Linked DNA regions of Mus musculus: region 1 is linked to region 2. The links are chromatin contacts, found by Hi-C or POLR2A ChIA-PET in ENCODE. All regions are on one chromosome and are shown on one strand. Each heading gives the region's core, a stretch centred on a gene start or an enhancer-like site at or near the end of the contact. The rest is flanking DNA. Distances are from core to core; before and after follow the strand shown.

The links. Hi-C counts contacts between places; a loop is a spot of excess contacts on that map. ChIA-PET counts read pairs that join two places held with the same protein, here RNA polymerase II (POLR2A).
Region 1: a loop to region 2 is called in a map of Patski, with 5 times the contacts of the local background. The contact joins the promoter of Serpinb1c here to the promoter of Serpinb1a in region 2. A Hi-C loop is called at or near these places in 9 of 37 maps with a recorded cell type or tissue (CH12.LX, Patski, T-helper 1 cell and 4 more). POLR2A ChIA-PET finds 5 or more read pairs at or near these places in 1 of 5 experiments (Patski).

What each region holds. Positions count from the first base shown.
Region 1 is chr13:32,895,266-32,899,945 of GRCm38, forward strand. It overlaps Serpinb1c (serine (or cysteine) peptidase inhibitor, clade B, member 1c), which reads right to left and starts at 2,875. Exons shown (of 7, transcript NM_173051.2): 1 at 2,849-2,875; 2 at 1,666-1,841. The coding sequence starts at 1,833.
Region 2 is chr13:32,847,993-32,852,758 of GRCm38, forward strand. Serpinb1a (serine (or cysteine) peptidase inhibitor, clade B, member 1a) reads right to left here and starts at 3,193. Exons shown (of 7, transcript NM_025429.2): 1 at 3,150-3,193; 2 at 2,247-2,422; 3 at 627-764. The coding sequence starts at 2,414.

The sequences.
Region 1 (4,680 bases), core at 1,625-4,124, 47 kb after region 2:
ATAGTGGCTATGGATTCCAGAAGATTGAATCTCCGAGTTTAAGGAACACACCTTTAATCTGGGATTAAAGGTGTGGTGGAACACACCTTTAATCTGGGCTACACCTTCTGCTGGAGACAATATAAGGACATTGGAAGAAGGGAGTCTAGCTCTTGCTCTTGCTCCTTCGCCTGCTTGCTGCGTGAGACTGAGTAACTGCTAGATCCTTGGACTTCCATTCACAGCTGCGACTGAATCATTGTTGGGAATTGGGCTGCCGACTGTAAGTCATCAATAAATTCCTTTACTATCTAGAGACTATTCATAAGTTCTGTGACTCTAGAGAACCCTGACAGCTTCTAAATATTTTTTAATAGTTCCACAAATTTGAATAATTAACATGTTAAATATTTATATCTGAATTCTTTTTCCAAAAAAAAATGATTTAAATGTTGTGGTCATTTTTCTAGTCTATGTCACATACAAGTTTCCTAAAAAAATTTTTTTTAAAAAATCTCAGATATAAATAGTGTAAATAAGAGTCATTCCCTCTCTGAGACCCAAAAGGTGGGACTGATTTCTTCTTATTAAGGTCCACAGCTCATTCCCTTGAAAAATAACTTCCTTAACTTTATTCTGGTGGGAGTTTAATTCCTCATCTGTTAGTTGAAAGTCAAGAGGCCTCTTATGGTTGTGTGAGGTCTGGGCTGGTTACTCACTTCTAAGACACAAAGGACAAAAACCACACAGTGTTCACAGTCCATGCTACTCTCTGAGCTATGCTTGCTAGATTGCTACATGGACTGAAATGGGGAGGGAAAGGCCTTGAAACTACTGTTTCCTGAAGCTGTCAGCAGTAAAAGCCTTAACGCTGAACCAGTGTTATATAACCTGTGAGAAGCACCTAGCAGCAGGTGCAGAGTTAGGAAACACTTTACCCACTCCTGTCTAGGCTGCCAATGATGGCAGAGTTCCTTTCTCAGAATTAAGAAACACCAAGAGCAGAGGTCCCCTTCACACCCATGAAGGAAGACTAGGCAGTTGTGGGGAGGGTGACCTGCTGTCTCCCAGAGGTGGGCTGAGAGGATGTGGGTCCTGTCCAACAGGCCACAGGGATTTTCCAATCCCTTCTCCTGCAGAGCCACAGCCAGTGAAATCAGGTTGGAGAGAGGCACAGGGCTAACCCTGGGAACACAGACAGATGGCTGTCTTTACCTTGTCCCCACAAGAAGGTACCACTACCAAGCTCTCTCCTGTAGCATGTTCCTATATCTGTTATGCCTGAAGGTGACCCTATTACAGGCATGGTTTATGAGTAATGATTGTAAATGCAAAAGGAAAACAGGAAACAGCTAGTTCTGGGGAGGTATGGGGCTTCCAGGATAAAACTATCAGATTCACTCCTGGGAATGGGAATGGAAGCTCAAAGCCTGCAGGTATTGTCATTGTCTTTTTCACTGTTTCCCCAACTGAGCAGAGACTCTGCTCTATGCTCAGTTAAAGCCGGTTATGAACTAATACCTGGCTTTTCAGGAGGAGGGTGTCTTTTCTGAATGTCTGACTGCACCATGAGTAGCTATTGAACTCAGTTTGACATGGCTTAGAAAACACACCAGAAGAACTCTGAGGCACAGCTTTTAGCATGGAGATGGGAGGGAGAGCTATGCCAGTTTTGCTTCTGCTAACCTTAGAGAGTTGGGCTGCAGTGCTGCCTCTGGCCCCCAGATAGACCATGGCCAAGGCAGAAGAAATGCTGACGGGAGAGAAGATGGTATTTCCTGTGGGGTTGCTCTCATTCAGGGTGTGGAACAGCTCCAAAGCAAAGAGGTTGTTGGCTGAACTCAGCTGCCCCATGGTGAAGGCTGCAACAGAAGGGGGATCAACATTGCCAACTATGTCAGCAAGGCCGCCCACCCCTAGGACCTGCAGTTGGTTACCCGTGTTCCCGCCCATTTTTTTCCCCAAGAGGGCAAGAATATTGCCCCAGGCACAAAAGCAGGGGTCAGATTTCAGCAGTGACACAAGACCAGGACCTAGGGTGTCTCATGTCTCTAGCCTTTGAGACAGGTTGTGTCTGAAAAGGGACCATGCAGGTGGCCTTGACACAGTGTCCACACTACACAGCCTTCTGTCTGGAGCTCAGCCATTGTGGGATGTCAAGTTCTAGTTCATTTAGGCAATGAATCCAGAAAACCACGTGGACCTACTCTACATAGATTAGATTCTGGTAAAGATAACAATGTTATCCTTTTCGTTCTCCAGGGATTCAGTTTTGCATGCCTGAGGTCAAGGCTGAAGTCTCAGCTGGAGTGAAATATGCGAATTTGAGAATGCCACTCAAATAAGTAAGATGTGGGTGACAGGGAAGAGGAACACTCCTCTGTGTCCCGTTTGCAAACAAGCTGATTCCTGCAGTGGGTAAGCAAGCCCTGCTTGAGGCTCATCTGCTAATTCAGCTGGGTCCCAAACTCAGAGCTCCAGTTTGTCCAAGTACAGGCCAATCACAGCCGTGTGTCTCTGGATGTTTAGCTACCAGGGCCACATGGATTTCTCATTGTTGAGGGTCTAGGATCTCACCAGCTTCCTTCCCTCCCAGCCTCCCTGCAGCCAGGATTGACCCTATGGAGTTGCAGGGCACTGTCTCTCAGATTAAGATTCAAAAAGAAAGGTGAGGGAAAGAAAAACGGTGGCTAGGATCACCTTCCTCCCTCTGGCCTGCGGCCTGGAGTGGGGTGTAGTTGGGGATCCACAGAGTATTTTCTGGTCACTTCTTGGATGAGGGGGAGGTACCGGGAGCATGCTGGTTCCTGAAGAAGCAGTGGGGAGGTCTGGCTACCTCTTCCCAGCCACCTCCCTGCATTGACCTTACCTCTTGCTTAGCAGGTCTGGCTCCACTTGCAGCTGACCTAGGAAGAAGTGCTCAGAGCCAGGTGTTGCCTTTATAGTACGCAGAAGGGGTGTGTCTTCCTGGCAAGTCCAAGCTGGGTGGAGAGGCCTTTTCTCTGGTGACCCTTTAAAACTGAGCTTGCAGGTCTTTTGAAATAAAAGCAGAAGATTGCAGGTACTCCCAAGGGGCAATTACTTTCCTCAGTTCCAGGCTTTTTTCTCTACGCCTCTAAGCAGAGACCCAGTAACTTATTTTTCCTCAGCTGCAAATGGCCAAGAGGATAAATGTCCTCTATTCCAGGTCAAAAGATTTTCTTTTGAATTTCACAGAAACACTGCAGAATGCAAAGGAGTGTGTGTGTGTGTGTGTGTGTGTGTGTGTGTGTGTGTGGTGTGGGGGGTGGGGGAGGAGAAATACCTTTGTGACCCCTTGGATAAGGACCCAGAATACCAGTTTTAAGCAACATCCTTGGCTGCTCTGCTTTTCAGGTGTCAAGGCTAGCTCTGTGACCACAGCAGGCTGGAGAGGCCCTCAAGTCACCATTCTCAACTATTAGACTAAAACTTTGGATTAATATCAAACTAAAATTAGAATTGATTAGCCCAGGCAATCATTACCTCCACATACTCAACTTTATTCTCCCTTGAAGTGCCTGGATCTTTAAAATCACAGAGTTTTTTTTTTTTAAGTTTTTAATTGTTTTTTAATCTTTCTTCAGAGGATAACGGAATAATGCTACTGTTAGTGAGGGTCACTACACATGGGTTGGTGTTTGTTAGACATGGGAACTAATGAAAAGAGGAGAAAGGAGGGTGGGGAGATGGGTCAGTTGGTGCCTCATTTACCATCCAACCATGGGGACCTGAGTTTGGATCTCTGGGCCTCTGTAATCTTAGTGCTGGAGTGGGGATGGGGGTGGGGACAAGCATTCCCTAAGAGGAGGTCAATGGCCAGCTAGTCTTGCTCACTCAGGGGGCTCCTGGGTCTGTGAGAGATCTTGTCTCAAAAAATAATGTGGAGAATGATAGTGGGAGACTCAGAGTGCTAACCCCTGGCTTTAATATGCACATGTATCTGTGCTCCCACCTACATATGTGCACACAAGCAAGGTGTGCACACTCACCACTCACCACACAGGAAAAGAACCACAGTCTTAAAACAAACAAGCAAACAAAAAAGAAGCAAAGGAAATGAAAACAGAAAGGAAATACAGTTTCCAGTTGACGTAGTTAGTTGTCATGATTTGATAGATTTGGCAACTTCACTGCTATTTCAACAAGACTGGGGAACCCCCTCAATGACAGGATGTCAAAAGGATGAAAATACGCATCCAAACACTGCAGTTAAAGACTTGGGACAAGAGGTGCACCACCTTGGGAATGTAGATGCCTGCCACACCCATGAGGCCTTGGGTTCCATCCCCAGCTCAAGCCTAAAGTAAGGGTCAACAATACTCTGAAACGATTTTACCACTTTCTTTTGGTGCTTACATAAGATCAAAGCATATATATATATATATATATATATATATTTATATATTTTTCCTCCCATTTAACACACACACACACACATATGAAATTGTCTTTTTGTCAGATACTAAAGAAGCAAATGGCTAACTGTAGTGCATATTAGCATTTGAAAATTGCATGCTGGCTTCTAGTCTCCCTTAGTCCCTGTGCTCTTCTCAACTCTTCCCATCCCATCCCCTCCCCTAAGCCTCTCCAGTCCAGGGTACTTGGTTCTCTTCCTCCAGCTTCTCTATCCTATACAATCCTGACATTTCAGCCCTGTGCTCTCTTGTCTTTCCTGGTTCT
Region 2 (4,766 bases), core at 1,943-4,442:
GGCAAGTATATCCCTTTATATAACATTTCTGGTGTTAATACAAAGGCTACTCATCCTTTTTGAATTTTACACTAATGTTTTCATAATTGAGTAAATGTTGATTATACTTCAAGTGGCTTTTCAGACTCATTTTTCCTTTGTATGTGTATGTGTGTGTATGCAAGTGGGGTTTATGTATGTACAAATGTGTATATGGGTGTGCATACCTGTGCAATCATGGAGGCCAGAGAAAATGACAGGTGTCATACTTTTATTCCCTTAAAACAAGGTCTCCCACTGAACCTGCCTAGGCTCGTGGTCCACAAACCCAAGGGGTCCTCATAGCTCTTTTTCCCACAGGGCTGGGGTCACAGGAGACTATAGAGCCATGCCAGGCATTTTTCTGGGTTCTGGGATCCAAACTTAGCTTCTCATACTTGCACAGGAAGCGCTCTTCTCCACAGAGGCATCCCTTCAGTCCTTGCTTTCTCAAGTCATCCAGGATGGATCCTTTCCTTAGAAAGACTATGAGATGAAAGTCCCACATGCATTCTTTGCTGTTTTTATGAATACCTGCAACATGTCTGTGCCTGGAAAGGTCTGTGTTACTTCAGGAAGTTTCAGAATGTGAAGTGCTAGGTACTTACAGGAAGGAAGTTGTAGGTTTTCTCTCCATACAGTCTGTTAGCAAGTTTCAGAGTGTGAGATGCTCCACGTTTGCTCACTTCAGCATTCAGGCTTTGGAAGCGTGAATGGATGTCCTCAACAGAGTCAAAATGAAAAGTCTAAAGGAAAGACATCATTCTTCATACAATCATCTATGAAGTGATTCCCTGTTGTCTACATCCACCAAATTACTTTTATTTGATACCCAGTAACTCCAGCCCAATATTTTATTAACATATCATTGGCAAAGGAAATAAAATGGAACCAAAAATGTATGGCTCTGTGAGACATCATTAAACATAGCTTCTGAATAATTTTCAAATGTTCCCCGAATGTGAATGGTTAACAAGTTAAATATTTATGTCAAAATTTTTTCCATAAAGATTCAAATGGTATATTCAAGTTTATATACTGTGCCATATACAAGTTTGTTAAAAAATTTTTTTTAAATCTCAGAAATAACTAAACAGTGTCAATAAGACACATTCCTGTTGTGAGACCCAAAACGTGGGAGTGACTGAGACCTTCTTTCTCAATGCTTATCTTATTACGGTCCACAACTCATTCTCTAGAGAAATAACTTCCTTAAGTTTATTCTGGTGAGAGTTTACTTCCTCTTCTGCTAGTTGTAAATCAACAGGCCTTTTATGGTTGTGTGAGGTCTGGCCTCATTACTTGCTTCTAGGACACAAAGGACAAAAGCACACAGGGTCCAGAGTCCATGCTACTCTCTGAGCTCCGCTTACTAGATTGCTACATGGACACACCTACGAGACTGAAATGGGGAGGGAAAGGCCTTGAGACAGTATACTGTTTCCTGATGCTGTCAGCTGTAAAAAGCCTTAATGCTGAAGCAGACATAACCTGCGAGAAGCACCTAGCAGCAGGTGCAGTTAGGAAACACTTTACCCACTCCTGTCATGATTTCCAAAGGTGGCAGAATTCCCCTCTCAGAATTAAGGAACACCAAGAGCAGAAGTGCCCTTCATACCCATTAAGGAAGACTAGGCAGCTGTGGGGAGAGATGCAAAGGTGACCTGCTGTCTCCCAGGGGTGGACTGAGAGGAGGTAGGACCTGTCCAACAGGCCACAGGGACTTTACAATCCCTCCTCCTGCAGAGCCACAGCCAGTGAAATCAGGCTGGAGAGAGGCACAGGGCTAACCCTGGGAACATAGACAGGTGGCTGTCTTTACCTTTTGTCCCCATAAAAAAACCACCACCACCAAGCTCTCTTCCTGTAGCATGTTCTTATATTTGTCATGCCTGAAGGTGACCCTATTACTGGCATGATTTATGAGTAGTGGTTATCAGTGCAAAAGGAAAACAGGAAACAGCTAGCTCTGGGGAGGTGCAGGGCTAGCTTACCTGAAAGCCTGTGATTCACTCTTGTGAATGGGAGAACCAAACCCACAGGTAGTGTCATTGTCTTTCTTCACTTTGTGTCCCCAACTGAACAGAGACTCTGCCCTAATCTCACTTAAAGTTGGTAGTGAATGAAGAACTGACTGTTTTGGGGGTGTGGCTCTCTGAAAGTCTGACTGTACCATCTAACAAGCATGGAGATGGCAGGGAGAGCTGGCCAGTTTGGCTTTTGCTAACCTTAGAAAGCTGAGCTGCAGTGCTGCCTTTGGCCCCCAGAATGACCATGGCCAAGGCAGAAGAAATGCTGAAGGGAGAGAAGAAGATGTTTCCTGTGGGGCTGCTTTCATTCAGGGTTTGGAACAGCTCCAAGGCGAAGAGGGTGTTGGCTGAACTCAGCTGCTCCATGGTGAAGTCTGCAAAAGAGGGGAGATCAGCACTGCCAGCTACAACACCAGCAACACTACCTACCTCAGCTCTGACATCCACCCCTAGGACCCTACAGTTTGGAATTCCTACCTCATCCTGTTTTTCCTAAGAGGGCAAGCATACTACTTCAGTTCTCCATGCCTGAGATCAAGGCTGAAGTCTCAGCTGGAGTGAAATATGCGAATTTGAGAATGCCACTCAAATAAGTAAGATGTGGGTGACAGGGAAGAGGAACACTCCTCTGTGTCCCTTTTGCAAACAAGCTGATTCCTGCAGTGGGTAAGCAAGCCCTGCTTGAGGCTCATCTGCTAATCCAGCTGGGTCCCAAACTCAGAGCTCCAGTTTGTCCAAGTACAGGCTAATCACAAATGTGTGTCCCTGGCTGTTTAGCTACCCGGGCCACATGGAGTTCTCATTGTTGAGGATCTAGGATCTCACCAGCTTCCTTCCCTCCCAGCCTCCCTGCAGCCAGGATTGACCGTATGAAGCTCAGGGCACTGTCTCCCAGATCAAGGTTCAAAAAGAAAGCCGAGGGAAAGAAAAACTAGGATCACCTTCCTCCCTCGGGCCCGCGGCCTGGAGTAGGGTGCAGTTGGGGATCCACAGAGCATTTTCTGGTTACATCTTGGGTGAGGGTGAGGTACCAGGAACGTGCTGGTTCCTGGAAGAGGTGCCAGCTTCCTCCCTCCTTGCTATGACCCCTGAGAATCTTACCTCTTGCTTAGCAGGTCTGGCTCCACTTACAGCTAGGATGAAGTGCTCAGAGCCAGCTGTTGCCTTTATAGCATGCAGAAGGGGCGTGTCTTCCTGGCAAGCCCAAGCTGGGTGGAGGCGCCTTTTCTTGGCTGAGTGTTTAAAACCCGACCTTGGAGGGCTGTCAAAATAAAAGCAGAAGATTGTGGCCACTCTCAAGGGGACTTTACTTTCCTCAGTTGCAGGCCTTTTTATTATTATTATTATTATTATTATTATTATTATTATTATTATTATTTCTTTAAGCAGAGATCTGGTAAGTTATTTCTTCCTCAGCTGCAAATGGCCAAGAGAATAAATAAATGTCCTTTCTTCCAGGTCAAAAGATACCTTCTTGAATTCCACTGAAACGCTGTAAAATCAAAAGGAATCCTTTCTGTGCGGTATGTAGGTAGGGATGGAGAAATATCTTTGGGGTCCTTTGGATAAGGTCCCAGATTGCCAGTTACAAGCAATAGGTGATCCTTGTCTTCTCTGCCTTTCAGGTGCCAAGGCTAGCTCAGGGACCACACCAGGCTGGAGAAGCCCTCAACCCACAATTCCCCACTATTAGACTAAAAGTTTGGACAAATCCCCTCACTATGCAACTTAAATTAGAATTGACTAGCCCAGGCCATTGTTAACTTGATGGGCTCAGCTTTATTCTCCTTGAAGTGTTTGGAACTGTAAATTCACAGAACTTTTAGTGCTTCTTGTCTTTCTTCAGAGGACAAAGGAAGAATCCTACTGTAGGTGAGGGTCACAACACATGGATTAGTGTTTGTTAGACTCGGGAACTAAAAGAGGAGAAAGGAAGATGGGGAGGTGGGTCAGCACGTCTCTTGAGCACTCCCGTGTTGGATATAATGCCTATTGTGAGGTATCAGAAGATAGAAACTTCGTGTGTGGTGTTTGGGAGGTGAGGACTTTGAGAAGTGATTAAGATTACACAGGGTTCTCAGGGTGGGGACGCCTGACTGAATTCCAGAATATCATCTTCATGACCACTAGGTGGCGAGCACGCCCCAGCTCTTAAGGACTATGACTCCAAGCTTTAATAAGAGAAGGAGAGATGAGAAGATCAGAAGAGATAGATCTGCGCTCCTTTTTTCCCCCCTATGATACCTTGATGCCTTACACTTTCTGGGACCTTGTCTAGATGAAGGCTAGTTCAGATGCTGAGTCTTGAACATGGAGAATTCATAATTATCAAGCCACAAATGTTTTACTATAACAACATAAATGGACATAGTCCTTTTCACATACAAAATATATTCATCCATGTAGCTCAACGTTATTCTAGTATTACCAGAATCAGAAATGAAATTCAAAATATCCCCAGTGAGCCCGTGGAGTCAAATAAGTTAGTTTCTTCTGAAATAAAATGGGACCAGCTTAGAACAGAATTTCCTTTTTAAAAAAATCAGTGACAAGGAAAAAGTGGTAGGTCCTACAGACTTTCAAAGTCCAGCATTACAAGCACTGGGACAACTTGAGGCTTGAATACCACCATTACACCTCCCTGTTTCTACAGTCAGACAGGGCAGGGTCATGGATGTCCAAGGCTCTGGTGGACTTCAACCCCATAACCACCAGATG